Regions from separate parts of the Homo sapiens genome. Here regions 1 and 2 are each linked to region 3. The links are chromatin loops, found by intact Hi-C in ENCODE. Cell type or tissue: PC-3. All regions are shown on one strand. Each heading gives the region's core, and the rest is flanking DNA. Links, peaks and the distances in the headings are about the cores only. Region 1 holds the start of LOC124904270 (a long non-coding RNA gene). Region 2 has its middle 120 kb from the start of LINC01894. Region 3 overlaps ZNF521 (zinc finger protein 521).

Region 1 (10,653 bases), core at 3,081-8,080, 51 kb before region 3:
CTGGCCAACAGCCTGAGACCAGCACATCCAGAAAGATGTGTGGCGGTTGCTTGACACTGAGATTGCACACAAACATAGGTGCCACAGGAGCAAATGCAAATGACTTGAGTAAAGAAGGAATTTAAAGTTACACCTCATTGGGTCATCTGTAGATCTTGTTTTCCATCAGGTGACATAATCCTTCCTCTACATTGATTGAAATGTAAAACAAAATCTGCAAAAACACTATATACCCTCTTAACAAAAGGAGTAAGAGGCTTTTCAGATAGTCCCTAATCCCCCTTCCTCTATTAAATGTCTAGTTGAGATTATTTTTTGATTAGACAAAAAAAAAAAACCACACACAGATACACAACCTAAAAATACCTACCCTCAATGGAGGTATTTTAGCTAACAAAATAATGCAGCCTGCATCATTTGAAAGACTAAATAGCACATTGGAATTCTAAAAAGGGGTATCTTAGCCTTTGTGACTCCCTTGGTTTTTGCATTCTCTCTAGATACTAACAGCACAAATAGGGTGTAAGGACTTGGATGCATGGTCAACAAATAAAACAATTAAATGGATGCTACTCATTTGTTTAGGCCTCAAGTGCAAGAGAATTACATATTTTTATTATTAAAAATGGCATGAATATTAAATAACTAGACCCTCTGTGAAAAGGAATGGAATGTGCTTCTCTGATGAAAGGTGAATTGTTAAATGCTCAGGTCCCAAGAGGTAAGTGTCTTATTAATCCACTATAAGGTAGAAGGGAAAAAGCCTTGGGAAAGCACTAATGATGCAAGGAATATAAAATAAATACAAATAGGAATGATATAAAGCAATTTAAAAAGAAGACAAAACAAACTGATTAATGTTTATAGGCAAAATGATACTAAAATTGGAAAATCAAAAAGTCCTGTTATGCTGAACATTCAATTGAAATTCTAAATGTGCAAAAGAGTATTAACATTGTGGTGAAAATATATTCAACATATTCATCTATGTACTGGGACAAATAATAAATCCAGAAACAAAAGTAAGTTTACATTGAATAGAACTAATGAGAAGCATGACCACAAAATTTCACTGAATTTCCCATAAACTGCAGACTTCTAAGAACTGCCTTCATTCAAGCCTATCTAAAAGTGCAGCATGAGGTAGAATCATGAATGACTGCCACCAACACAGTCTACTCAAGAAATAAAGAGACGGGAAATATTAACATTTATCATTTGGCAGGAATTCATTTTTTCTAAGCTGCTCCTCTCCTCTAAAAAGCTGTTTTAAAAGTTTATATAAGGTATTTTTTACAATCTCAAACAGAAGGGAATTGCAAGGAAACATTTGAATCTCTCCTACATTTTGCCATTATCTTCTAATCACTCACTAAAGCTGTCAACGCTATTGTCACATTGAAGGATATACTATTTAATATATGAGAAATCACGAATAATATTAATACTTAAATCTGGAAAATACAGAGATGAATTGATCAATATTTTAGCTGTTATGTATAAGTTCCATTTTGCACAAATAAGCTCTTAGTCATTTATAAGCAACAACCCCCCAGAAGACCTATCATTTGAAAACTATAAAGCACATCCTATTGAAAAATTATCAATCAATTTTCCAACATGCTTTTGAATTTATCTTCATTAATTTATATAAGAAAAATTGAAGTTTTGTTATAGCTTTAATGATCAGAAATGACAGGGGAACAACCTTCCACTAAGCATTCTTAGAATATTTCTAATTAGTATACAATCAAACTTATTCCCCCCTGAAAACAAGTTCATAGTCTAAACTGTTGAATTTTCTTTCCTGTCTTACAGAGTTTCATAGTAGGAGAGTATGAGGTTAATTTGACTTTTTAAATATTATAATTATTTATGGTATTATGAAATACCATGAAGTGAGTATGAAATAGAAAACTCATAGTATAAAAAACATAAATGAGTAACAAAAATAGCATAAAGTAATAGCAATTGTCATTGTACTAGTAGAAAAATGATCTGCTTGATAAAGTTTAACTGGCTGGTAAAACGTTTAGTGTTATTACTAAATGCTTATCAAATTAAAAAACATAGGCAGTAATCCATGAGGAATTAAGAAATAATGGGACAATATGAATAAGTTAAAAAAATATCCTTTTGGTTTTAGGCCATGTGATAAATGCAAAATCCTAAAAACAATGGCCTGGAGTAATTTCAGAAATCTTTCCCCAAACTACTTTTATTAAAATCTATGGAAAATTTGGTGGGGAATAAAAAATGATCACTGAATTCTTTACATGATCTTTATGATCATGATTATTTCCAGGCTGTTGAAACCATACATATAAAACTATTTTATGGCTATTTAAATTATTTATGTTTCCCTATCACAAAAACTCGCTACTTTAGATTTTGATACAAAGATGCTTAAGCAACGCACAACAGTGCCATTACCATAATAACTTCTGAAATTAAAACCTGTCTAAAACTCTATGGAAAGCTAACATCCAGTTCATTAACCATTCCTGTTAGTTTTCAATAATGCAAAAATGATTAGAAGTTTAATTTGTTAATCACCTGTGTTTTGACTGGCAGTAGATATATAATCCTCTGCAGAAGTCTAAACTAGCCCTTGCAGAAAATAAAATGTGCTAACACCTTATCAGGACTAATAACAGAAATTAAAAAAAAAATCAATCATGCCGAGGAAAAACAATGATGGTTGAACAATTAATTCATCTTTAACTCTGTTTAATGGTGATATACACAAGCAGAAGAAACATCTATCTGTAATAAGGTTTAGAGTGTCACTCACCAATCATGTGATTTGCAACATGAACCTGAATATCCCATTCATTGTAGAAAACCATCTGACACTTGATGCATTGATAGGTCTTCTTCTGAGAAAACAAGTATAAACAGAGTTACTTAGACACATGGACTTTTAATTGTTTCTTTGTTTAAAAAACATTTTTCTGAGATGCTGATCTTACCTATGTTGCTAAGGAACAAACTAAACTACAGGGCCCCTTGGCCCAAGTTCTACGAATTCCTTACTTAGACCTTATGGCTTGATCCCAACACTATATTTTCATTTGCAGACATTTAGAAGAAACAGAAGCACATAATTATGGCATAATATATTTTTAAAGATCCCTAAACTCAAAAACAGAAGGTTTTTAAAACCAGAAGTATTACAGAAATACAGTTTAAAAAAACATGCGTATTAAAAAAAAATCTACAGAGTTTCAGAAACCAGTGTCTTTGAAGATCAGGCACAATTTCATTCTGACCAACATAACTGGGGTGTTGCTTCTAGATATCCATAAGTAATACGGCTAATAAGTTAAGATTCATGGATGCTAGCTAAAATATTTAGAGATATAATTTTTGGCTAAAGTCTACAATTTAAATGATGTTTTAGAAGTTGCTAAGCATTAGTATTTAAATATGTACCTCATCCTATAAAGAAATAATATCATAATGAACATTCTAACACTATTTTATCATTTTACACAACAGCCCTGTGAAGTAGAGCAAGATTTTTATTATAATTCTTATAGCATAAATGAAGAAACTGAGGTCCAGAGAAATAGAAAGATTTGCCTGATGTCATGGTGCTGTACAGCTGGGAAGAGAAATACTTTTGATTCTAAATGCTAGTAGGCTCTCTGATTTCTGAATCATAAAGCAGCCATTATAATTTTACATCTTTATTACTGAGTCCCAGTACCTATTAGATGAACTCAATAAATAGAGTATTAGCTGTGTTTTCCAGAACACATACTTACATAAATTCCTTTTTGATGAAACTTAATATTTGTAATTAAAAACCATGTTGGAAGACAAAATAAACCATTATGAAAATAATCCATTTTTAAAATTTCCCAAACATGAGAAAATTACATTTGTAAAATCACATAAATGACATTTTCTTATAAGCGTTTTTTACAGAATTATCGTTTCATTTGAAATCATATAAAATTGTTTTACTGATGGTATTAATAAGGAAATACCAGCCTGTAAGTTACAATCAATTTTAAGGAACTGAAGTTCTTTAGAACTGAACAAAACCAAAGTTAAGCACAAACATTTAGCATAATTCAAGATTTAAAATTATAAATGCCATTAATATAAATTTTTCCTAATTATTGTAATTTAACATAATATTTTCTTCTGCAACAGTGGCCAATATTCCTTGTAAACTACGGAAGTACAGGCATATTTCCATTGGAAGCTGTCTAAATCATCTGACGGTCTTTGTACATTAGGCATATTGCGAACTGAATGTGCTGAATCTAAATCTAACACGGACTTCAAACACCCTGACAATCACCAAGGAAGATTGACTACACCGAGCTGTTTACAAGATGCTTTTGATGGTGACATATAGAGCAACATGTGTTACGTAAGTAACATCTATCCCTTTTTTAACACTATTTCCCTTTAGAACTAGTTAGAAAATATTTCTTACTCCCTGATGACCTACATTATATATTGTTTATTAGCATACTTCTAGCATTATTCCTGATATGTGACCTTGCTGAAAAACAAAGAAACATAAACTTAATGGCTAGTCTTTTCTCTTGTTAGCACAGTAAAACATACAATATGTCGAAAACTGTCTCCAAAAATGATGACTGATGAATATGTTGGCAGAATATACTAGGGCTTTTTTTTCCCCAGTCTAATAATAAAGAATAAAATCACTTGAAAAGCCAAAATAATAAAATGCCAGCACTTACTACTATCTTCAAAATGAACTGACACATGTAAGTTTTCTTTTATCATTGAATGAAAATGCTTTTGCCACTACTGATAATTCAAACATTAATTCTCTCCACTCATAAAACAGTGTCTAAAATACTATGTTATATTTTTTATTAACAAAGCCATATTCTTATCTATAAGCTCCTAAAGTTACGGCTAGATAAGAATTTACTGTGATCAAAAACAATGAACCGTGATTTTAAAATACTGAAGCTTGAACTCTACTTCACCATATTTTTCACATTTCCCAAATACAAAGCAATGATATGCAAATTGGGATGTGTTAAGGGTTTTCTTTTTAAAGCCATGATGTAAAATTCATTTTTACCCTTAATTTTTAAAACGTTGATGTTAAATGACCTTTAAAGCATATCTCATTATAATTATAGATTATTCGCAAAATATTTGAGAGATCCCTGCACACCTGTACACCATCTTTAAGTAAAGGGATTATAACCTCTGAACAGTGTCAGCCTTGGGGAACTCATTCCCTTGGAGGTAAATTTATTCCACCTCTGTGTGGCTAAAATTATGAGAGAATTCTTCCTAATTCTAGACCCAAATCTGTTTTTCTGCCACTTTCACCCATTGGCCCTAACTCTAAGCTCTGGTGCTACAAAGAAGAGGTTGAATCCATTGTCTAATATGACAATTACATTAGCCCCTTTTCAGACTGAACATAGGGGCACAATGTAAGAAATACTTGGAATTACCTCCCTTCCTGGTTACCTATCTCCAGGTCAATGTTTTAAGAAATAGAACCCCAAATGAAGTGCCATACTCCAGGTATGATCTGACCCTTGCAGAGTACATGAGGATTGTCATCTCCCTTAGGACAATTACTTACATTTATATAAAAGACAACAAAAAAAGTCAAGTGAGATAATTTCTTTTAAAAGCAGATAAAAGTAGAAACAGAACTTCCATTGTTTGGGCCCCAGATTGGCCTTTATCAACGCTTAAGTTGTCAATTTACTTGAAATGCTAATTTAGTACATTTTTAAAAGAGACTTTTTTTTTCATTAGCCTTTTTAAATGTGCTACTTGGGAGTGGGATTGTCATTTCCTGATTGTTCTCTTTTGTTTTCTGATACTGATAGATGTAATTATCAAGGATACAACTTTTTCCTAGCACCTCATTATTTTTGATTGATTTTGAGAACAATTTAAATGTGCCTTTTTGACATTCTTGTTTTCAGTTACACTCTGGTTAAGGTACTCAGAGACTTTTTAAAAAGAACATCTCATAAATTAAAAAAATGATTAGAGATGCTTAATAATATATAGTTTTAAAAAATTATTCTGATTAACCCTATTCCCCTCCATTCCATCCATTAGGACTCAGACTTCACATTTAGTCTTACCAAATTTTAAAAAGTAATTTAAAATAATAATTATTAAAACTTATACTTTGTAGAAATCAAACTGCTTTGATTTCTTTTACCAAAATACTGAATAGATTAAAAAAAATCAGTGCATAGTAATCCTCAAAAACAGAAAAGAAAAAAAATTAAGTTGTTACCATGTGAGGTGACTATTACATCAATTTCTTTTTCTGAAAATTGGCAATGAAAGGGTCAGAAGCACCTTGCTTTTTTAAGGAGGAAGTGTAGGTCGTGCCTATTTGATGAGTGAAAGCTTTTCTTTATAGAAGAATGACAGCAGAAGGGATGACAAAATTAGATATTCACCATTTTGCAATGCCAAATAAAATGGTTCAGGATAATCATTAATGGATGCTGAAACTAGTAGAAGACAGGTTATTCTGAGATACTCAAATTCCATCCTTTGATCATTGCAAAGCAAAAGATATATCTTTACATTTAGCTGATGGTAATTACTCTAACCAGACTATTTAGCTTAATATCACTAAGAATGGAAATGACGTGACATTGTGTACCTCTTAATGAGTTGCAATATGAAGTATACATCACCAATATAGTATCTTATCTAAAATGTGTACTTGAATCTAATTAAGTCTTTAGGCCTAACAATCCAGTTTTCAGTAAATACAGGCATAGGGGAACAAATATTACTATGAGAAAAAAATGCAAATCTAGAATATTCTTTCAGAGAAATGGCCTGTTGTCTTTGAAAAGAGGAACAACTATTACTATGAGGGGGAAAAAAAACCCTCAAATCCAGAATATTCTTCAAAAGAAATGGCCTATTGTCATGGGAAAAAAAAAGTGAACAGATGAAAGAGACTGAAAAAGACTTGAGCAAATGTAATGTGTGGATCCTGATTTGGGGGGAGGGGGTGGAAACAGCTATAAGAAGGCTTTTGAGGCAATTGAGAATAATTTAGATATCAATCTGACTATCAGCTGATTATTAGATGCTATCGGGATGTTATTGTTACCTTTTTTAGATGTGATAATGGTATTGGGGTCATGTGGGTAAACATTCTTTTTGGTAGGAGATGCATACTGAGTATTTAGGGATGAAATATTTGCAATTTACTTTCAAAAGTTTCAAGAAAAAAACATATATAATCATATATAAGTAAATGGCTACATGTTAACCATCATAAAATCTAGGTGTATACATGAACATTTTCATAAAAACTGGAAAAAATGAACAGGATAATTCATAACATGTAGTTTTTAGAAGCTCAACCTAACCTGATTAACCCCATCTCCACTATTCACTTTAGACTCCTTCACTTGATATGCACCAAAAATAATTTGTGCTTAGTTGTTTTAAGTAGCTTTGCAAACATTTTGGTATTTGTTTGTGAAGTTTTTGTTTTTGTTTTTTACATAAATCTAATATATAAACTCTAAGAAGTCAGGAACCATAGCTCACATAATTTTATAAACTGTTTCATACTTTAGTCTATAAAGAACTTGTATGTAAAAAAAAAATCCCTTGAAACAGTCCTGTTAAGAGTAGATAAAGGAGGGATTATTATCCTCATTTATAGATTAATTAAGTGACTTGGCTAAAGTCATACAGGTATAACCAAGCCAGGATTCTACTGTCTTTCACACACTGGATTTTAACACAGTTTATATTCTGGTCATTTGCAGGTAAATTTACAATTACATTTTAGGTGCATTTCAAAAGGAGGTTTTCCATATAATTAAGTAGTGCTTTGGTCTTTGACAATGCCAGGAATGGTAGGAAAAGTAACTTACGAGAGCGAAGGAACTGTCGGTAGCCACGTTAGCCTTAGGCTCCCAGTCCCAGACTCTTGACTAAGATTCATAGGATAGAATTGGCTCTTAATTCCTTTAGTCTATTTCAAGATTTTCCCTTTGTCCTCAGTGTTCTGCAGTTTTCTTTTTTTTTTTGGCCATGTTTCAAACTGTACCTTTACGTGTATTTGTCTTGCTCAATACAAAAATAATAATTTCAATTTGAGATCTCACTTATGTACTCAATTCTTAAAATTTTCAGTGATTAAAATCACTCAGTTATTAAGTCTATCTAAGACACTCTCCATTCACTTCTATCAGAATCCTTATTAGACACAGATTGGAGCCTCTCAGTCTATCCTCCATGTATTTTAACTGCCCTTTCATTCATATTTTAAGAATCTATTTGTCTTCTTATGTTCTAATCTAGATCATCTTCTCTGTACTCTTACAAAACACTGATTCTCTCTTCACAGCTGACCAGTCTAGAGTTTATCCTATCTAGCAAAGCTTTTATTTAAAATGACTATTTTTCATTTCCAACATTTCTAGTTTTAAACGTTCAAGTGCTTTTGTTTTACTTCTGCTTGGATTTGCTTCATAATTTGTCACTCTTTTCAGTGGAAATCATATCTTCATTTATCTTTCTGAGCTTCTAAACATGCTTATTTCAAAGTCTTTGTCAGACTGTTCAAAATAATTATTTTCTTCTTTTTTTTCTGCTTTACTAGTGTTTGATTCATTCACATACTTTGGAATCTTGGTTGAAAGCCCATTTGTAGTGATTTTTTTTTTTTCTATGTGCTCATTTCTCCCTTTCTAGTAGTTTCGCCATTGGTTCTACTAGGGCATCCCAGGCTACTGTACCAGAGCTGGGTCTCAGAGGGGCATTTGCTGCCTATCTGCTGTGCTGCAGGGATAGAGAGACATTGCAAGGTAAATCACAGAGGCAACACATGGGTAATTCAGTTTTATGTCACAAAACCGTGTCTTCCTTCCTACTCCTTCAATCCTCCAGGTAAAAATCCTAGTTCCTGGTAGTGGTCAACAGAATTACTTTTTCCCAGTCTCTTGCTGTGAACAAGAAATTTCCTCCCAGGCCCTGCTTCAAATAGTGGATCTGGATTTGTTCCATAGGGATTAAACCCTAATTACCACTTTCTATTGCTGGAAAATGTTCAGCAGACCCCTGGCTTTAGCCTTAATAACCATGTGGTTTTCTTATTTGGTTTCTGGATCTCAAAGACGAAGAACTGTTTTGGACTTGACTAAGTCCATTTGTTTTTCTATCTTTATATTTTATCAATCATTGCTATATGTTTGGAACATCAAAGCCAAAGTTACAGAGCCATTTTTCCAGGATGTCCCATAGCTCTCAGCTCCCTCTATTTCAAGGCTTTTAAGGAAGGACGAGTGTCAGATTTGGTCACAACCCTGAAATCAGGATGTTGTACAATGATGCTGTAAAGTACTCATTCCAAATATATCCAGCAGTCTTAGTAGGAGAGAATCTCTAGATTTTCTTTCTGTAATACTAACTTGCTGTATAGTTAGTTGTGTGACAAATCATTAAATGACCCTGAGTTTCCTTCTCTGCAAATGAAAAAATAATAAAACCTACATCTTAGAGTCGATATGAAAAGTAAGTGAGAATTATATAAAAGTGCTTGGTACCATGCCTACCACGTAGCACACCTGCACTAAACAGTAATTTTTAATGCTTACTTATTTACTAAAGGTACTATTTACTGCCTGTATTACTCTTTATTTGACAGGTTATTATGGGGATGGAATAAAATATGATATAAACTGTCTGTTGTCAAAGGTGAGTAGTTTTCACCCTTTTAAGTGAACTTTGGAACCACATTAAAATTTCTTTCAACTCGAATCCACTAATTTAAATTTCATGACAATTAACAAGGGTTAAACAAATGTTTATTAAATATAGCTTTAAAAATTAGTTGGCCCTCCATATTTGTGGATTTCGCATCTGCAATCAACCTCTGGTTGAAAAATTTGAAAAAATAAAAAATAATACTACAATACCATAAGAATAATCAAATAAAAAACCAATACATTATGACAGCTATTTACATAGCGCTTATATTATATTCAGTATCACAAGTAATCTAGAGATCATTTAAAGTATATGAGAGCATGTACATGTTTTTATAAAGAACTTCAGCATCCGCAGGGCATCCCGGAACCAATCCCCCATGGATACCAAGAGACGACTAATAACACAAATAAAATCACAAGTTGGTGACAAGGTTGGGTGAATGGGAAGAGAGAAGCGGTTAAGAATGTGTAAAAAGGTTTAAGTTAGCTAGGAGGAAAAAGCTGTTTTCAAGGACTATAGCAATATACATTACCATCCCAAGAATGAATATATTAATCGCAAATGCAATATATATTTAAGAGCAGTAGCACCAGTATTTTGTTGGCAAGCAAATGGATACTACATGTGAGTGAAAGTAATAAGCCAGCAGCTTTCCACAAATGCTCAATAACTCAGACATTCTACTAATTTAGCCTAGTCATTTTCTAAGTAATTCTGAATTTGTATGAAAATAAGTCACTGAAGAAAGAAGAAAAAAATGGTTATTGAAATGTAATGAAAGCCACTAATGATGAAAAGCCCAAATAATTCATTGAAAAACAAATGTATCAATATTCTAATTTGTATTCTTGTGACAGTTAAAAGGATGCTATTGTCTTACAGTGGTGGTGAATGTCCTGATAAAAAATCCATGTAACACTTTAC
Region 2 (10,653 bases), core at 2,008-7,007, 380 kb before region 3:
GCTTTAAGAGCTAGGAGCCATAAAACAGAAGGTGTTTCTAAGCTGTTCCCCCATCCTTGCTCTGGTGAACATGGAGGTGGCAAATTTAGCTTGGGATTCTGCAGTTTAAAATAAACTCACTATTTTCTTTCCTTAATCATCATATACTGCCATTGAGATTCAGGGAGTTTCTTTCATAAGTGTAACCACTTATACTCTTTTTGATTTAAAAAAAAACCATGTCATTATTAGATTCATCCTAAATGTCACCACTTTCTTCATAAAATATCTCTTTAAATTTCTTTTACATACATGCATTCCCCTTCGATTTGCACTTATGTCCTTTTGTTCTGATCTACCTAATAAACTCAAACTGATCATCAACCAAAAATTTATGACATGTTGAATTTAATACTTCATTCAGATTGTTTCCTAATCACCTACTTTTAGAACTAAATCTGGAATCCAATTTTGTCCATTTCTCTTCAATCAGAAGATCCTTCATTTGGTTAGTTATCTTGAATTTCCTGTGGAATTTGTACCCTCCAACTTATGTCTGTCTTTCTTTTCTCTATAAACACCATAACTAGATTCTGAACCTCAAATCTATATGTCAACTGTGGCCTACCCAACCCCCTAGAAGGCAATAGAACAATATCTTGGAATTTATGATTTATGCCAAGCCCCCTTGTCAGCCTCACTTCTACTGCCAACTGAGCTGAAAATTGAAATTCTGGTTCAGTCTGTAGAGTCAGACTCTGTTCTTCTGTTGTGTTAACTAATTCATTGCTAACCTTAGCTGCAGTGTTGTGCTTACTCAAGAGCATCTCATACTAAAGACTTTAAATGTCATTTACAATCTCTTTATTCCTTTCCCTCATTGATCAAACTTATCCAGAGCAACAATTATTTCCTTCTGGGTGCTAATTTTTTCCTCCATTTCATGGCACTTTCAAACAAAGCTTGCAGGCACACTGCAATCCTTCATTAACTGAAAACATGCAAAGTGCACAAGCCCTTCCAATGGAAAGTGCAATGCAAAAGCCAAATGAGGTAAATTGCATTACTTGACCGGCCCTGGGACAGTTTAAAGAGTGTTACATATTAATACGCTGCCAAGTCTCAAGATGATGGGAAGATTCTCATCAGAACCCAAGGCAGTTATTGAAGAGGAGACCACCCCTGCTGCACACAAATGCAGTCTTGCTGATAATCACTGATGGACTTATGATGAAAAATAATAAAAAATATTGTTCAATGGGGGAAAAATGATAGAAGAGGTCAACCAGGGTCACCATGGCTAGGCATCCCCTCAACTAATTTCTAATTAATACATTCATGATCTTTGTTTATAGCCACTCATTTCATTTTATCATCATGCCTAGTATATGTGTAACTGTTTGTATTTGAAATTATTACCCTTGCTATATTGTGTACCTTACTATATTCTGTCACCTAGAAATTCTGTCTCACCATAATTTATTTCTCTGGCCGTAATATGTTTGAATTACAGTTATCCTAGGGAGTTTCTTTTGGTTATGCCTACAGAGGTGGAGCAGCAGTACGGGAAGACAATTGCAGACAAAAGTCACAGCTTTTAAAAATCCATCCACGGTATTAAGAAAGGAGTTCCTGGCCAGGCGCTGTGGCTCACGCCTGTAATCCCAGCACTTTGGGAGGCCGAGGCGGGCAGATCACGAGGTCAGGAGATGGAGACCATCTTGGCTAACACGGTGAAACCCCGTCTCTACTAAAAATACAAACAATTAGCCGGGCGTGGTGGCAGGCGCCTGTAGTCTCAGCTATTCGGGAGGCTGAGGCAGGAGAATGGCATGAACCCGGGAGACGAAGCTTGCAGTGAGCCGAGATTGCACCACTGCACTCCAGCCTGGGTGACAAAGGGAGACCCTGTCTCAAAAAAAAAAAAAAAAATGTTCCTGGAATAATTTTGAGTCACTCTGTGCCTCGTTCCTGACTCCTGCCTTCCATAGCTGTAATGTCTTCAGTTCCTGACTCAGCTTTTCCCTGGACTTTGGAATTCTGATTGCCCTTGGAACAGTTTTTTTTTTTTTTTTTTTTTTTTTTTTTTGAGATGGAGTCTCACTCTGTCGCCAGGCTGGAGTGCAGTGGCGCGATCTCAGCTCACTGCAACCTCCGCCTCCTGGGTCCAAGTGATTCTCCTGCCTCAGTCTTCCAAGTAGCTGGGACTACAGGCATGTGCCACCACACCCGGCTAATTTTTGTATTTTTAGTACAGATGAGGTTTCACCGTGTTGGCCAGAATGGTCTCAATCTCATGACCTCGTGATCCGCCTGCCTCGATCTCCGAAAGTGCTGGGATTGCAGGCCTAAGCCACAGCGCCTGGCCATCCTTGGAACAGTTTTGCCCCTTATTGGGAACTCCCAAAACTAATTGCTCAGCTCACTGCCCAAGGGGCTGACTTTTCTGGATTGCAGAGCACACATGATCGTGTAGCCCTCACAATTGAATGTTCATGTCCCTGGACTTTGGCTCTGTCCAGGCTCCGTGATCACACTGGGTGCAACAATTTGGTTATTTTAAAAATGGAAAGTACCCCCAAAACTTTAAGGTTAGGTTGACTTCTACAATATCAATTCATCTTCATTTAGGAAATGTCTGCTAAGTTGTCTTACCATGTTAAGACTAATCTTGAACCAGACGTGGGGGCTCACGCCTTAATCCCAGCACTTTGGGAGGCAGAGGCGGGCAGATGTCTTGAGCTCAGGAGTTTGAGACCATCCTGGCCATCACGGTGAAATTCCGTCACTACAAAAATACAAAAATTAGCCGAGTGTGGTGGAACGTCCCTGGAGTCCCAGCTACTCTGGAGGCTGAGGTGGGAGGATCGCTTGAACTAGGGAGGCAGAGGTTGCAGTGAGCCAAAATTGCACCACTGCACTCCAGCCTGGGTGACAGAGTGAGACCCTATTCCCCCAACCAAAAAAAGACTAATCTTGTTTGGGTGCATCTTGCCTGCTGGAGTTGTCTGAGTGACCACCAGCATTGCCCTCAGCCCTCTGAATGACTGATTCACATCACCGTTCTGCTCTTCTGCATATGCAAACCTCAGGAAGGAGTCCCAACGTGGGGAACTAAAGACGCATTAAATGCCTTCATGGGGTCAGGGAAGAGTGGCCAACGTTAATGTGCTCAGGTCCCTGCTCTTTTTTCACGCCTCTTCTCTATTGTGCTGCAAGCATCATGTCTGCAGGAATGTGTTGTGACCAGAATACACAATACAGATCCCACAGCATGTGACTGACAGCGTTATTTAGTCAGTGGTCCAAAAAGAACCCTAGCCAACATCTCTAGAGCCCAGGAAAGCCATGAGATCCTGGAGGCAATTATTACAATCAGTGTGTTCCTCCCTCCTGTAGATGACAGTAAAAATGGTATTTAGAAAACACCTTGGCTGTTGCTTCTGAATTGAGAAAGCCCCTCTACAGATATCTCAAAGGGGCTGTGAACTCTGCCCCAAATATCCCTCTGCCCCTCTCACCAGAACCTGTTAAGTTCTCCATGTCTCCAAGTTCAGCAGTGACAGGAGAGTGGTGCATCCCTATTGTCACCTTTTGACTGATTCTTTTGTCTACAGAAGGCCTTCTATGAACTGGGATAGTTTGCAAGATGCTGTTTTCTTCACCAAGATGGGTGATGATGGTTAAACTCACAGATGGACATCCAGGCAATGTTCCTCACTGGGGAGACATATAGGCAAACACATTAATGTATATATTTAATTGGGTTATAATCTATTGACCATAGATACTAAGGCACTGAGCAAGCAATTAACAAAACAACTTTGACTAAATATAGTTAGCACTAAATATAGTTGGTTAATTGGTATTTAATATGCTTATTAAATGTCAATTAAGTATCTTTAGCAATGAATTGGTACCTAATTAACTTACTATAGCTATCCTGTTACTTGACATTTGAACAGCTAAATATTCTTTACAAGTTTAATGTTTTAATAAGAAACAAATTATCTATGTATTGCTCATGAATTTTTCAGTTAGTTTAATGGGATTTAAATATATCTCCCAACTTGGATTCATGCTTTTCTTATAATCAACGTATAGTTTACATTTCAGATTTCTTTTAAACTTGGAGGGCTGATTATGTGAGAGAAAAAAGCTATAGAAGTAGCTTATAAGAAGTGTTCTAATGTTGTTTCTACCGGACAATCTGTGTTTATCTTAGACATATTATTTCACCGCATCAGAGGCTCAATTTCCTCATCTGCTATGTGGCATTAAGAATAAATGTTGGAATTGTTGAAAACCCAAATTCTATAAAACACATGCAAGCACTTAAATAAGCAAGATATTTTCTTAAAAATAATGATGAAAAATTCTTAGGAAGCTTTAGTGTGTAATCATTATAATAACTAAATCTTCATGTACAAAACCTTAAGATAATTTATTATTGGAATAGAAATCCAATGGCCTCATTTTCTGAGTTGTCCCGAAATAATATAAACTTGCTTTTATTAAATCCCCGGTTGGGAGGGGCATCTGAGCTGTGAGGTGCCTGGGTTGCTCTTCCAAACACACATGCCTTTCTCTTTATCTCATCATCTCTTTATTGGCTCTTACTCACGATCCCGTTTACTTTATTAGTTTGAGAGTGTAGCAAACTGTTGGTCTTTTAGCCAGAAATTGTTGGCCTGTGACTATGGCTCTATCATCTCAGATATGTTATATTTAAAATTTTTTATTTACTTAGTTTATGGTCTTAACTGACCTCTGTGTTAATTCCTCTATTTACTTGTACTCAATGGCTTCTTGATGATTCATCATCTTAGCAGCTTTTCTCAGGGCTGTTGGTAGCATGCAGCAATGAAAGCATTTTGTCTGCATTTACGTTCACTTGTTTACATCTTCTTCACTACATAAACAAGGGCTCTTTTATTAAACCCTTGCAATAATTTTAGTGCCAATTATCCTATCTTGGCTCACTACACCAGTCTTCACACTCATCAAACATTTGCTTTACTTAAGCTATAACTATGATAAATTAAAAAAAAGAAGTACTTGGTGTCTCTCCCTCAGCCTTTGTTGTTGGGTCTTTCCTAAATGATTTCATGGCTTGTACTTATTCTATTTTTCAAAGTCTTTATGGTTTCAAACTATGGCCATTATTACTGACTAATTTATAGAGGTTGCAGTCAGCCTTGTCCTAGCGGCTTAACCCAGTTTTGTTTCCAGGGGCAATATACATTGTTGAAGTTAATTGTTCCCTAACCACTTTTTCCATATGGCAGAGTGAGTCTCTCTGTAATAGCTTTGGAATGATTTATCCAACGTGTGTCATTATACCTTGGATATTGCTTGGGAAGTCTCTTGAATCTTTGTTGGGCCATAACGTATTTCCAAGTAGATATGTTGAAACTGCTACCTTAAACCCACCAATTGCCTTAATTTTGTTGCCTGCATTAAGATCAGTTTGTAATATTTTCTCCACAAGTGAATTAAATGTTATTATCCTTATTATCATTATTGATGCTATCATTGTACAGGTGCAAAAATATTTCTATTTCCACTGTTTCTGAATCTTCCTCTATGGATCTACGGTTAGTGATTAGTACTATATTAATCATTCATTAACATATTTGGAGTTCCCTATTCATGCTGGAAACTAGTACAGGCTTTCAGTAAAGTTAGAAGCGACAGAGGATTGTGTGCTACCTCAATAGGCTTAGACAGTGTAGTACAGTGTTTAAAACCAGGCTCAAAAGAGAGAGATACAGTCTCTCACCTCCACTCCACTAGTGGTGGGAACCTGGAAAGGTGTCTCCTAGCTGTGATTTCTGCCTCTACATAGGAGAGAAAAAAATAGTACTTACTATATAGGGCTGGTAAGGATTATAGGGGGTGGTGTGCTTAAGGTATCAAGTATGACACCTTGCAAATGACAAGCTCTCAATAAAAGGTCAACTATTATTGACCAACATTAAACAATATTAAGTGTGATTTAAGCAGATAGAAGAACAAGAAGACACTTTAAAAAAATATCTATGGCTTTATTAACATCCAAGGAAAAAGATAATAAATGACAGTGAGGCCAGATGCTGGGTGCATAGATCATGAAAACATTAGCCACCAAAGCACCTGACTGCTTTACTGACACTTCCTTAGTCAACTGCAGAAGAGCAAAAAGAAAAAAAATAATTTATTTCCCTATCTCTGTATAATGAACTCTCTTGGCTGCATTGTTTGAAACAGTGAAGAAGTTTTGGTATTTGCAGCATACTTCATGGTTTGAAAATGTTGATATATATGTATTCTAACTTGATTATGTCAGGCCAGTAGAACAAAGACATTCCAATTTCCATGTCAAGGTGATAACTGGATTATTTAGGTGTCAAAAGTACAAAATGTGTATTAAACCTCTCTCTGCCTTGGTGTAATGATATTCTGTATGGGAGACGTATACACAATAGTCCTGTACAAGTCAAACAAATAAGCGTGATCTGCACCAGGGCAATGGAGTGGGACAAGCGCTTATGAATCAGACACTTAACATTCAAAGAGAGACGGGCTCACTAAAGCTGACTGCTAAGATGGAGTCTTTAAAATGTGCTTAACTGCATGTGTCAGTTCATTCACGAAGGTTTTTACATTAAAAAAGAGAGCTACTTTATGAAACCAGCTATCAAGTAGAATCTACACCACTTCATCACGTTTCACTCTGAGTTTATAGCAGAAAAACACACACACACATAGAGACACACACACACATGCATGCACACACAATCCATCCTGGGAGTAACATTAAAGCAATTCAGTCACTGAGTGTTGAGCATCTGTTGTGGCCAGGCAGGCACTGTGCTAGGCTCTGGGGAGCCACGGATGAAGAAGACAAGGAGCTTGTGATCTAACAATGGAAACAGAGGCTTATGTTTATTTCTTCCCACAGTGATCCATGCAATACCAAACAAGGGGCTTTGGGAACACAGAGGACGTAGTAAGAAATTCTGCTATGTGGTGGGTGAGGGATACAAAGAGAGAGGGGAACATATTGGTAAAGAATGTATACAATTCTGTCTTTTAAAACTTAATGCTATTTATATTTCTAAATATATGAAATTTCAAAACCAATACCTGTGGAATTGAAACCTTCAGTATAGTCTGCCACATGTGCCAGCATATCTGTCATAATGCCACCAAAAGTGATTATAGGTTACAGTGAAGATTAAAATAAGATAGAACCGCATTGAAAAGTCATTTTGACAAAACTCTACTTCTCTCTTCATATTGGTTGGTTGTTCAATCAAAATGAGCAGTTATTTTGGTGTTAAATGAAGAAAGATATTTGCAACTGAGAAAATTACCTGGTATCACATGCTTGTTATAATATTAACTAACTTCTCACCACCTCTCAGAAAATTTAATTAGCATTGACATGAATTGACAAGCTCTCGCCCTAAATCTGCTTCCATTAAAAAATAATTACATTTATTAGTGTTATTGAACACATAGTTTATCCAATACAATCCTTCTGACTTCCTGAAGCTTGTCGGGTACCTGAGCTACTGCAATGGCATGCCTACTCAGCTATCCGTTTCCAAATGTTTCCCATTGTAACCATTCACTACACTGCCTTTGGGGTATGCTTTCCTTCCAAAAGACGGATCCATTCATATCACCTCCTTGCTTCAGAACCTTCTGTGATTCCTGATGTCTAATAGAATAAAGCCTAGATGTGTTATCCTGGCATTCAAGACAATTCATGTTTTGATATCAACCTAACTTTCCTGTCTCAAGTTCTGCCAATCTCAGTGATGCACTCCTGTCACCACTAACTACTTACTGTCCTTTGAGCCCTTTACTGTTCTTGCCCCTCTAGCCACCCATGCTTGTTGACTTGCTTCTTTATGGGAAAGCCCTCTTGTCTCATTTTCTGCTGCTATGTGACCTTACACTTTAAGACCCAGCTAAATTGTTACATTTGGGACATTTTTTCTGACCCTCCCTCTCAAAAGTTAATTGGATATGACCTTAACATGGTGCACATATTTCTGTAGAAGCTCATGTACATATCTCTCTCGAAGCAGGTATTCCTTCTTTGTGTTGCAGTTATGCATTTGTGGACATCTCTCTCTCTCCTTAATTAGAATCACCTTATACATCTCAAGAATAGGGACAATGTTATTCATTTTTATATACTCAGAGCCTATCAGGTTCCTCAGGTTTTCTTCTATAAATAAACATTATATAGTCCAGCATCATTATCCTTACGTCACAAAAGAGGGATCCATGCTCAGAGAGGTTAGCGAACTTGGCTGAGGTCATACAAGTCCTGAACCCTTGGCCACACTTCACAGTGTCAACTGTTCACCATCATGTCTACAGATTTAAGGTTTTCTAGGAGTGCTCCTTTATCATCTGATTGACTTTTTTTCACATAGTACACAATTGTAGGCATTCTGTTAGTTTGTTAGGGCCACCATAACAAAGCACCATAGACAGGATGACTTAATTAAAAGGTATTTATTTCCTCACAGTTCTGGAGGCTGGAAGTCCAAGATCAAAGTGTCCGAAGGTTATTTTTTTTTTCTGAGGCCTCTCTCCTTGGCTTATAGATGTAGATGGTCATTTTCTCCCTGTTTCCCCACATGGTCTTCCTCTTGTGTGTGTCTATGTCCTAATCTCTTCTTTTTATAAGGACACCAGTCACACTGTATTTAGGTCCACCTTAACAACCTCATTTTAACTTAATTATCTCCTTAAAGACTCTGTCTCCAAATACAGTCACATTCTGAGGTACTGGAGATTCAAACTTCAACAGATAAATTTTGGGGGCACGCAATTCAGCCCATAACAGATACCTCATTTATGCCAGGCATCACGGTAAATGCTAAACTGAGCAATCTTTGAGGCTGACCCTACCGATGTTCATAAAGTTGGTAACAAATCACGTACTATCATTTTCATTGACCCTTAAGTATTTATGGTAGGGGAGGGGGCACAATAGAAACTGCAGATACAGTTTTCTTGGAAATTAATTAACTGGAAAAATGATTTTTTCATCTCATTTTCCCTTTGGCACTGTCAGAATCTCCAACCACCCTGGAGTCCTTTGCTCCAGAGAGAGGTCAGAGAAGGTGCCCTGTTCTAATTGTCAGAAACCCCATATTAGAATGTCTTGACTGACAACGCCACAAGTATGCTTACCACCTCAGTATTTATGATTTTCCTTGTAATTCTTGCTCTGACTGCAAATGGTTAATATTGTAAAATCACCAAAGTAAGGGAAACTGCTAAAATTTACAGAGCAAATTAGGAGTGCAGCATGAATTGGAAATCTCTTTCCCTAAGTGCCTGAGTTCTTTCCTTAATGCTGTGAATCATGGAATAAAGGACTTTAGGTAAAAGGCTGGAAAGTTTTCTCTTCCTATAGTCAAAGGGGCCAAGATTTCTCATGCCTTCTGAAGGCAACATATCCTGTAAATGATGACAATACTGGTCACAGCCTTAATGCCCACATAAAAGAGCAATTGTGAGAGAGTCACCTTCCTCCAGTCGTCTCTTTAAGTCCCTTGCGTGTCTCGATCACTTTTAAATCACCACACTCTTTCTTCTCTGCGGCAACGGTGAACCCAGAAGGCCCAAACATCTAAAACATCTTCTCCCCAGGGCTTCTTCTAACTCAATAAGAAAGTTTAAAACTCCTGACAAAGTCTCCTGTCTTTTTCTCCCTTCATGTTCCCTCCAGCGTCTTCCGTTTCTATTTCCCTCTGTGATGTGAAGTATTACAGATTCAGAAATACAATGTTTTGTGAATACTGGAGAACTCAAAGACCAAAGAGGCAATGAGCAAACACACAACACACTATCTGAGACAATAAAGCACTAGACAAGGTTTAGAGGTGTGACCTTGCACAGCTGGGCTCAGGGTGCAAAAATCAGGCATAGGAAAGTTTTACCAGGGGGATCCAGGCATAAATAAGTGTCTTAGTCTATTTTGTGCTGATATTACAGAATACCTGAGAGTGGGTAATGTATAATGAACAGAAATTTATTTCGCTCATGGTTCTGGTGGCTGGAAAGTCCTAGATTGAGGGATTGCATCTGGTGGGGGCCTTCTTGATGCATCATAACATGGTGGAAAGCATCACATGGGCAAGAGAGAGGGGTCCAAACTTGCTTTTATAACACACCTACTCTTACAATAAGGAAGGCAGAGCCCTCAAGACCAAATTCCGTTTTAAAGGTTTTACCTTGCAACATTGTTGCATTGAGGATTAAGTTTCCAGCACAGAACTTTGAGGAGTACATACAAACCATAGCAATAAGTAAGACCTATAGTGTTTTAGAAATGTCCAGCCAATACCTGCATGCTTTACGACTGTCTCCATAGCTTTATTTTCCTTGGACTTTTTCATATACTTACAACTTATATGGAAACCTTCCGTTGCTTAATAAATGTCTCTACTTTATAAAACACTGTATTTCTGAGCCAGCTTTGTCATTTTTAGTTGTTTCGAGAAGTCCTTGACTATCCTTTCCTTTATTCTGCTTTCTCTATTAGTGGGACTACATTTCTTCCCTTCTTGTGGGAATGTCATAATTAGTTACTGGGCCTTCTAGTATCAGGTTAAGAGAAGATAGGGGGAGGGGATAACAATAGAGTTGGTAAACCCAGTG
Region 3 (10,653 bases), core at 2,122-7,121:
CTAAGAGGAGAAATTCCAAAAGGTACTCTCCTCACAGATGACTTTTTTAAGTGTCTCTTCTGCTGGTCGTGACTGCAAGCACTGCTGTTAGGTTTCTGTCTCCTCACCCCATTGCTGGGGATGTTTGTGCAGTTCACAAACTGCATAGCTGCATTCTGTGGCCCTGTTCTACCAACCTTATATATTTAAATATATTTGTGGGCTAGCCTTAAAATGTAATTCCCACTTACTGCACTGCTCCATTGGAAAATGTGTGGTGAATTCCAAGAAACCAGCTTATTAAATTAACTTTTGGGAGATAATCTATTTATAAGCTGGGAACTGCCTGCATTTTAACTGGTGGTTTTGAAAATAGAGGAAAACAAATGAATCAACTTTGCTATAGCAAATTTTCATTGATCTCATTTTTGCAAGGTTGTTTAGCCTCAGCATTCCTGTTCTGAGGAAGAGAGTTTTAAAAATCCCATTAATTTTGTTGTGAGTCATCAATGAATACTTTTTAGAATGCATAATTTTTTGACTACACATCTTTGAATTCGTCCTTTTTATTAATAAACTATGTTTTAGGTTGGCTGTAGGTTCACAGCAAAATTGAGCAGAAAGTACAGGGATTTCCCATATAGCCATGCCTGGACACATGCATAGTCTCCCCTATTATCGACATCCCCCACCAGAATGGTACATTTGCTACAACTGATGAACCTCCATTGACACATCATTATCACCCAAACACTCATATGCTTTTTAGTCTAAGCTTCATGCGTTCACTTTGCAGCTAGGTGGATGATGCAAGACAGGGAAGAAGGTGGCTTACTTGAGACAAAACAGTCCCAATTGCTTTTGTAACTTGTATTCAAGTTTATTCATTCATTATTTTACCCATTTGTTCATCAAACGGGCATTTTGCTAGGCACTGGGATCAAAGGTGTATGAAATGTGATTCTTCACCCACTCTTGGTTTTTTGTAAATATGTACAGAAGTATTTAAAATGTACATATTACATTTTTAAAATGCTTGTGCTCTGCTGGGCGTGGTGGCTCACACCTGTAATCTCAGCACTTTGGGAGGCTGAGGCAAGAGGATGGCTCGAGGCCTGGAGTTCAGGACTAGCCTGAGCAACATAGTGAGACCCATCTCTACAAAAAATTTAAAAATTAGCCAGATGTGATGGTACATGCCTGTTGTCCCAGCTACTCAGAAGGCTGAGGCAAGAGGATTGCTTGAGCCCACGAGTTTGAGGTTACTGTGAGTGCCACTGCATTCCAGCCTGGGTGACAGAGTGAGACCCTTCTCTTAAAAAAAGAAAGAAAACAGCCAAACATGCTAACCGATTGCGCCACAGGAACATCACACACAAGGGCCTGTAGTGGGGTGGGAGGAGGGGGGAGGGATGCGTTAGGAGACATACCTAATGTAAATGACGAGTTAATGGGTGCAGCACATCAACATGGCACATGTATACATATGTAACAAACCTGCACGTTGTGCACATGTACCCTAGAGCTTAAAGTATAATAAATAAATAAATAAAGTAAAAAAAAAGAAAGTCTTATGATCTTTATGAAAAAAAGCTTTAAAATAGCTATAAATGAGTTTGTTGCTCAAAAGCTATTACACTTCATATTTTGTGAATATTCATAATGTAGAAGGTCCCTTTGTTTCAGTGCGTATAACACCACAATCAATTGTAGGGATAGATTAACTTTCTAAAATAGACAAGAATCATTCTCTTATATAGATTTCTTTTTTGTTTGATCCTATTTTCCTTTTTCCCCCATCCAACTAATCTGTTCACTATATTTTATATTGTTGTAGGCAAAGACTTATCAAAACCCCAAAATGTAGCTACTATTGTTAAGACTATTCAGTTACTGCTTTGGGCTCTTTGGCATCATTCTTCTTTCCACCACCCTCCACCCTCTCTTAAAGTAACATTTTGCTTTCTGGTGAATTTTCCAGTCTTATCTGTGGGTTTGCTAACATTGCTAATATGTTACCTTAGAGCCAATTTAATGTGAGCATTGATTTCCTTTCCCCACCTAAGAGAGGATTCAGTTCAATTATTATTGATGTTTTCTCTCTTCCCTTTGTCACCTCTCTTGCCCAAAATCTTGACCATAGTCTTTACTTGGGCTGTGGTCACATGACCTTGTATTTGCCAACCCACAGAAGGGGTTCCATAGTGCTTCTCATCCTAAGGACTCTCCTGCTTGACAACACCCATTCCCAGACTAGTTGTTTTTACCTAATATTCCATTGGAACAAAGATAATTTTGAAGCCCACTGAATGAACTAGTGAATACATTTTCAGGTGTGTTCTAGCTACCACCCCAGTCCTGCTCTTCTGATGCAGTCATCAATTCCATAATGATATTCTGATGACCCATTTATGGATGAGACCCAGAAGAGGCACAGCAGATACAAAGTTGACCAAGACACAATACATGGTTACAATGAATAGTTCACTGACTAATGAATGGGAGAGGCACACATGTAAACATATGATCACAAGGCAAGGAAATCAGGAATGTTAATAGACCCCTCTACAGAAATGTTGTGGGTGTTCTGTGGAAGAAGCACGAAAACAATCTTGTCGAACATATAATAGCCACCAAGGATGTGTTCTTTGAGTTGAACCTTAAAGAATAAGCAGGAGTTTTCCAGGCAGGAAAACAATAGTATGTACAAATGCAAACATTTGTGATCAGGGAATCAATGGTGTAAAATGACTACAAAGAGGAACTTGACCTTGGCTGCACATTAAAACTGCCTGGAGATCTTTTTAAAATATTGATGCTTCTACTCCACTCCTAGAAATTCTTATCGCATTGGACTAGAGGTGAAGTTTAGATTAGTATTTTTTTGAAGTTTCTCAGGCAACACTACAGCCAGGTTCAAGTGCCACTGGACTAGAACATAGAATTTGTGAGAGGAAGTAGAGCCCGATCATGATGGCTTATGGCCCCAAGTTTATTTGCAGGCAGCAGAGACAGAGCTGTTGAAGGATTTCAATCAGCAGAGATGGTTTTCACCAGAGCCCTTTGGAGTAGGAGGGACTGGATGAAGTCTAGAGGCAGGGAGTCCATTTATAAGGCTATGGCAATGGTCCAGTGAGAGGCAAAAAAACCTAAAGTGAAGGAGTATCCCAGTGACAGAGTGAAGGAAATGCATTCATTTGTTTAGAAAAATAGATCCAAAAGACTCAGTGACTAATTATATATGATGAGGGAAGGAGAAATGCCTGTAATGTCTCTTCCTCCCAAATTCCTGCCATTTGTCACACTATTAGTCACTATATGGTTGGTTTACTGCAAATATTTGCAAGAAGACTATTAGGATAAAAATCATAGTTTTGAATCCAAATGTCAGAAACAACAGGACTCAATACCAATGTTACAGATTGCTTTTCTACTTAAAGTCAGCTATCTTGACACCACACACACACACACGTCTGATAGGAAGGTTAAAAGAAGACTCTATTTTGGCTGGGTTAGAACAAAGTAGGCACCCTTATAAAAAAGGAGTTTGACATGTATGTCCCACAGACTCTAGGTCAGCAACAACACCTCTGAATCTGAAATACAACGTTATACACCAATGGAGCTTTACCCAGGAAGAACATCTGCAAAAATGACAACAGAATATTGAAGCAAGAATGATTCTACATGCTAACCTGCCTTTCGGCCTGCCTCTCCTGGAAAAGACTTGGCAACACTGAATGTATATTATGATGTTATCATTTATGCAGTGGCAGTCTTAAAACGTAAACTTCTTCATCATGACATTTAGGCAAAGATAACCTTATGGTTTTCTAAATAACACGAGTTAGCATATTAATTTGAAAAGCTATATTGATATTTACAACAATCCTCTTATCCTGTGTACTTTTCTAGCTTTATTTAAAGAACTTTATCTTTATCTAGATAAAGAACCTTTACACACCTTTCCCACTTACTTAATTAGTCATTAATAACAGTGTAAATATGTAAGACCTTGCAGGCACTGGCATATGCACACAAATTTCCTTCTGTCAGACAGGGATACAACTACAAGTGCGCACTTATTTAAAAACTCAAGTACTGAGCACTATTATAATCACCTACTAAATGCTGAGAACCTACTAAATGCTAAACTAATCTATTTTAAGAGAGGTTAACAAACTACGGCTTATAGGCCAAATGCTCTTGCTTTTGTAAATAAAGTTTTACTGGAACACAGCCATTCTTATTCATTCACATATTGAATATGAGTTGTTCAATGCAGCAGAGTTGACTGGTTGTGACAGAAACCATATGGCTCACAGAACCTCAAATATTTACTATGCTGACTTCCATAATAAAATTTTGACAATCCTTGAATTACAGCATTGTCTTATATATTAACAACCCTCTCTCACATAGCAAGAATAAATATTTATGGTACCATACCTCTTTACTTTCTTTTTTTTTTTTTTGATACAGAGTCTCGCTCTGTCACCCAGGCTGGAGTGCAGTGGTGCAATCTCGGCTCACTGCTCGGCTCACTGCAAGCTCCGCCTCCTGGGTTCATGCCATTCTCCTGCCTCAGCCTCCAGAGTAACTGGGACTACAGGTGCCCGCCACCATGCCCGGCTAATATTTTTTGTATTTTTAGTAGAGACAGGGTTTCACTGTGTTAGCCAGGATGGTCTCCATCTCCTGACCTCGTGATTCACCCACCTCAGCCTCCCTAAGTGCTGGGATTACAGGCTTGAGCCACCACGCCGGGCCTTTACTTTCTTTCTTTTTTTTTTTTAAGACAGTCTTGTTCTGTCACCCAGGTTGGAGGGCAGTGGCACGATCTTGGCTCACTGCAGCCTCTGCCTCCTGGGTTCAAGTGATTCTCCTGCTTCAGCCTCCCAAGTAACTGGGATTACAGGCGCATGCCACCATGCCCAGCTAATTTTTGTGCCTTTAGTAGAGATGGGGTTTTGCCATGTTGGCCAGGCTGATCTCGAACTCCTGACCTCAAGTGATCTGCTCACCTCACACTCCCGAAGTGCTGGGATTACAAGCCTGAGCCACCATTCCTGGTCTTCTTTACTTTCTATCTCTGTTGTCTTTGCTAAAATAAAAGAATTGTACTCTGCCTAAAATTTACTAAAATATTACACTTGCAGGGGACAGAGGCTGAAAGCTGACAATCATACTCTGAAATAACCAATATTTTAACATTACATAAATTTAACTCTGCTAATGACTGTGAAATAATTTTTCTTTTATTTTGTTTTGAGACCAAGTCTCGCTCTGTCGCCCTGGCTGGAGTGCTGTGGCGCAATCTCGGCTAACTGCAAACTCCACCTCCCAGGTTCAGGCCATTCACCAGCCTCAGCATCGGGAGTAGCTGGGACTACAGGTGCCCGCCACCACTCCCGGCTAATTTTTTTGTATTTTTAGTAGAGACGGGGTTTCATCGTATTAGCCAGGATGGTCTCGATCTCCTGACATTGTGATCCACCAATGAAAAATGTAAAATCATTTTTCATTTGTCCATTGCCCTTCAAGTTACATAATCTCACACTCTTTCCTATTAAGCAAGGCTGTTTTTAGAATCTGTTTTATATTACTTAGCTGTCTGGGACTGGGTGGCTAAAAAGAGCCATCCCTCAGCTTTCAGCAATTATCCAATACCAGATACAAAAATTATCATCAGCAACTTGTTTGCCATATTTACTGTGGAATAGATCTGAAGTAAGCTATTTTTCCTTAGTTTTGGTCCTTCTTTAAAACTGTCATATTTTAAACTGGTCAGAATTTGTTCCTTTTACTCCCATAAGAATGACTGCAATATGCATGAATTTCTGCCTTCAGCAAGACTGTAATAATCTTTCACCTATTGGCCTTAGAGATTAATGTCTGTATGGGTGCCAGATTCTTCAGAAACTAGCTGCCAAATGTGTTATCTTCCAAATAGTGAACTCCGATGTTATCATTCCCTTTTGAAAAATGCCCGAGAATTTAGGAAGCCATCCTGTTGATATATGAATTATACACATTTTACAGGCTTTGGCTTCGATTTCCCTCAAACACAATAATTTCCATGGTCTTTTCCAACATATCATTTAGCCATCTTGAAATTTAAAATGTCTCATGTAAAAATCATGTCTCTCCATTTGGTTAAAAAATGATTGTGAGGGTAAGAGATTCTTAAGTGATTCATTCTTCAGTGAAAAGTTAAGAAAAATATATTCAAAGTGAAAATATATTCCATGAGATGTTAAATTTTAGATTTGCAAGTATCCATATATATGTTTGACATCATGTAAACGAAACACTCAAATAACTGAGGTTTGTCTTTCTTCCACTTGGGTTTTCTAAAATAAAATGACAAATATTATTTCCCATGTAAGCCTTTAAAAGGACCTACCTGTTCTCAAAACTACAGATCTTAATTCTCTGCTGCAGTTCTGCAGGGAGAAAATGCCGATTTGCTATATACTATCAGGATATCAGGAATAACAATGCTTGGTGGTCAAAATGAAACAACAGCATTCGATGGAACTGGCTTTTCTTTTTCCCTTCTCATTTCTATTTGCCAAACTGCCTGCTCTGCTTTTTATGTAAAACTGCAGATGTCTTCTTATTAATCAAGATTCTAATACATTCCAGATGAATAAACAACTTCGGTACTACAGCACGTACCATTCTCCTTAAACCCAGGATTTATTAGAATTGCCCATTCCAAGATCTCTTAACTTTAAAAAGATGGTTTATTCTTCCTATTTCTACAGCAGGGGCCTAATAAATGCACTGAAACTATGACTTTGTCCCTTTGCAATACAATACTCAAAGAGATTTCCAGCCCTACAGTGTAACATTATCCAAATCCTTTGAAACCCTAAGTAGTTTGCTCAAACTCAATCATCCATATACAGAAATCATAGACAATCAATACAAATGCAATATGTTAGTGATGACATTAGAGAAACAATGTCCCAGAACCCTCTGCAGTATGCACCACTACATTCAGCATCCACTATACAGGCCAACGTGGCAGCCGCAACATAAAGCTCTAATTAAAAAGCACTCTTCGGTGAACAGCTAAATATTTTGATTTTGAACCTTTCCTTATACAAGGAATAATTCAGGGAAAATTATCTACACACATGGTATTGATTAACTCAGGGCTGTGATTTCTCTGATTTCACACTGGTGATAGTTCAATGGGAGTTTACCATGTAATTTACCCAATCAAAATATGTTCAAGTACTGATATTTAAAAATTAAATTCTGCTCCACAATCATTATTTTATGTATTTCTACTTGTACCGTTTTCAAGCTAAAGGAAAATAGATCTTTCTCTATGTAATCAAAAAGAAACAGGACAGGGAAGTAATAATAAGGTGTAAAAGCACATATTATAGCAATGTATGTGGCTAATAGCTTTTGTATAGCATTAGCACCCCTCTTACTGCTCCCAGTTTACTAATGTTCTTACTAATACTGGACTCCTAAGGGCGGTTCTATAAATAAGACATTTATATAGAAAACTAGGAAAATATGAAAGGTTATAATATTAACATACCAAACTCATTTTTAATTAAAGAAATAAAAAAGCCCAGTCTTTAGGGGGTTTGGGAAAATAAGGTAGTCAAATGAGACCAATTAACTTCATTAGCTTCTGCAAATACCTAGTTTTCTAACACATACCTATTTTTCCATCTGCTCCACAGTTAAATGTGTCTACAAATTAACATTTTATTTATGATTCAGGTTCTGATTCATAAACACTATGCACATATTCTACAAAAATCTAATACTTCACGGAAAAATACAGAGGACTACATTGCAACTTATTTACCTTTTTTTTTTTCTTGAACAAAGCAATCCAGATCATAAAATACCATAGGCTAGGAAATCAGCTACACACTTTCTATTTCCTTCTGTTTTTAACACAAGGTATTTTCCCTGGATATATCTGAAGAAGTTAAAATTGCTGCCTTTTCTGTGTCCTCCTTTTTTATTCTCATCTCATAGTAAATGGCAAAGGAGTTTCTTATTCAGTATCTTATAAAGTTCTCCCCTCTCTGGCCTGACATTCACATTAACTTCAAACCCCATAGCGCATCCATAATGTGCTAGAAATGCTTTATATCTGAGTTTTAAATGCTGTGCAAGTGCCTGTGCTTTCTACTGGCTTATACAGGAGAGCAAAGCTTTCAAAATATGTTGCAGGGATAAACAAAAATCAGCATGGTTAAAGGGTGTATGCTAATTCCATTTTAAGTACTTATAAAAACCTTATCCATAAGGCAAACCAACTTCCTTCACGCAGTAGTTACTACCATTCAACTGAGAATACAGGCACTTTTACAAATGGATTCAAGAGTTATTTAATTTCACTTTAACTTCTGTAAGTAACTCTTTATCCCTTGCTGACATGCCATTTTATTATTTTATTATTTACAGCAGTACTTGTTCATAAATCAAATCCATACACCTCTTAAGATAATAGCAAAACACAAAAAAGCAAAAAAGAATTTTCCTTTTGAATCCAAAAATTCCAAGAATATGTGTTTCTACAAATTATACTGTTGGTCCCTGGCACAAGCCCTTTCTGACTGGGCACCAGACCCTTAACCCCTGAAGTACAAATCACTACGGTATTTCCATTTATTTGCACTGCCACATTCCTGGGACATTACTGATCTTGAAGGGAAGCCTGTCACATTCAGGAAAATTTAGGGGAAACAATTGGGAGTTTAAAAGAATTAGACTCATTATATTTTTGTGACTTATACTAACTACTTTTACCTTCTATGTAGCAAACTTGAATATATTTATTCTATTTGATCTCCTTCAAAAAAGTTGGGGTGCTCAAAGTGGTGTATATATTTGGGATTTTAAATTTTTTGAATAAAAAAGACTCCATATTTCATGAGGAAAAGACATGGTTCCATTTAGATTTTGTGCTTCAAAAAATGTATTTGCTGATATACAATGGAGCTGTCATAAGTCAAAGTTAAATGAGAGGCAGCATTTGGATAATAAAAAATATGGTTAATAAGAAATGATCAGCATGTAATTTGCTCAGGTCCTCTGGAGAAATACAGATATAAATTGGAAATCAGTATTAAGGGCACTGTACAACACAGTATTGGTTTGAACTATACCTCCAAAGGGTTCAATAGCAGATGTGGGGGGGAACTATTTGCAAGCACCTTACACTTCTCTTGGATAATTTTTACACATGATATGAACTCAAATCCTTGCCCAACTCTTCAGTTACTCTGACTATGCAGTAATCTTACTTGGCATGAACAAGGTCTGATGCTGTCACAGAGAAAAGTACAATTTTACAGCGGGAAGCAGCATCAGAAACCAACTTGTCCAGCACATTGTTATTCAGCCCAGAGAAATTAAGTTCTTTGCCTAAAGTCCTAAAATAGTAATGAAGTCTTTTCATTTTGGGTTCTAGGCTCTATATCAACTTCACCAGCATATATGGATACTGGGGAATAATTGTGGGACAGTAAAGGCTGGCTGCACCATGCAATAAAAATCAATGAAGCAAGGTAAATGCATACAAAAGATGTATTCACTGGTATATACTTATTTTGTCTTACAGGTAGAAGCATGTACACTATCTAAGTTAACACATTTCAGTGCCATCTTGATAGGGCCAAACTACATCAACCAGGTAGAAAAAATGTTCCCTAGCAATAAAATAACAACATGTCCATCAGCTACTACCCAGGACAGCTGTCTATAATTTTGATTTTAAATCAAATTCTCACCTATCTGTAGCCTAATATCTTTTAAAATCAATTAAGTTTCTTCTTTGCAGATGCTGGTTGATTTGTGGTTGTGGCTGATTTACAAAGTCCTTCTCCCTGGTAATTTACTAGATCAAGGTAGCTTCTATAAACCCAACCTGAATGAATATGGAGTAATACAGGATTTGAGTTCCTGAGATCTCCTAGACATAAAAGAAGGAAGCAAGGTAAGAACAGGGAATGGGTACCCATGGGAGTAGCCCACTGTAAAAATGGACTTGTCTTCTCTGAATCTTATTTGATACCCACTGTTTTCCGCTGAGGTTTATGTAGCTTGTTTGATTACAGATCTTTGTCCCCAGATTTCTTCTCCACCCCACCTTTCTTTTCATACACAGACCCTTGGACTTCTATAATGGAATGGTACCACCCCTAAGAAAGAGTCTGAAAAATGAACTAGCGCAGTGAAAACCCCCAGTAAATGTTATGCAAACTTATCATGAGTTAAGCCAGAAGTACAAATTTGCTACATTGTGGAAAGGCTATAAAATAGCAATTTGTCTTACTGTATGTGCAATTTTAATGTATTCCAAAGCATGTGTATTGTCTATTTCTATTACCCAGATCATTCAAACTTTTAAGTGCAAAGTAAATATAAAGCGTTGCCTTTTTAATAATATGCAGTTGTAGCATATGCTTTTCTTGTTTTCCACCTCCAGTGTGGACCAGAAACACATAATTGCTGCTTTTACTCATGTTATCTGATCATTACACAAAACATGAACCTGTTTGAGATTACTTTATATTTTTACAATTATTATTGTTAACAGCTACTTTCACTATTCTGGAAACAATTGAGAATTTTAGTAGGTAATGGGTTATATTTCTTAATACTTTACATACAAAGTAAAAAGGAAGG

The links. Peaks named below come from ENCODE experiments on the same cell type or tissue, not always from the same donor. Only the 100,000 strongest peaks of a DNase experiment are listed, where the experiment ranks them.
Region 1: it touches region 3 in a loop (5-fold over the local background); 3 of 110 quality-filtered maps call a loop at or near these places.
Region 2: a loop joins it to region 3, with 9 times the contacts of the local background. A loop is called at or near these places in 10 of 110 quality-filtered maps.

The regions. Positions count from the first base shown.
Region 1 is chr18:25,192,366-25,203,018 of GRCh38, forward strand. ZNF521 (zinc finger protein 521) reads right to left here. Exons shown (of 8, transcript NM_015461.3): 5 at 2,795-2,879. It overlaps LOC124904270 (a long non-coding RNA gene), which reads left to right and starts at 4,274. Exons shown (of 2, transcript XR_007066318.1): 1 at 4,274-4,387. RefSeq lists a silencer at 4,186-4,386. In PC-3, for the core only: no CTCF peak of the experiment used is centred there; no DNase peak of the experiment used is centred there; H3K27me3 peaks cover 1,730 bases.
Region 2 is chr18:24,864,281-24,874,933 of GRCh38, forward strand. No RefSeq gene overlaps it. Among named protein-coding and RNA genes, the nearest start is that of LINC01894, 120 kb to the right of the region's middle. RefSeq lists a silencer at 2,594-2,775. In PC-3, for the core only: no CTCF peak of the experiment used is centred there; a DNase peak (open chromatin) is centred at 4,661; H3K4me3 peaks cover 662 bases; H3K27ac peaks cover 1,495 bases.
Region 3 is chr18:25,244,708-25,255,360 of GRCh38, forward strand. All of the region lies in intron 3 of ZNF521 (zinc finger protein 521), which reads right to left. LOC105372031 (a long non-coding RNA gene) reads left to right here. Exons shown (of 4, transcript XR_001753378.3): 2 at 9,437-9,533; 3 at 9,806-9,961. Among named protein-coding and RNA genes, the nearest start is that of ZNF521, 100 kb to the right of the region's middle. In PC-3, for the core only: no CTCF peak of the experiment used is centred there; DNase peaks (open chromatin) are centred at 3,234 and 4,284; H3K4me3 peaks cover 866 bases; H3K27ac peaks cover 2,379 bases.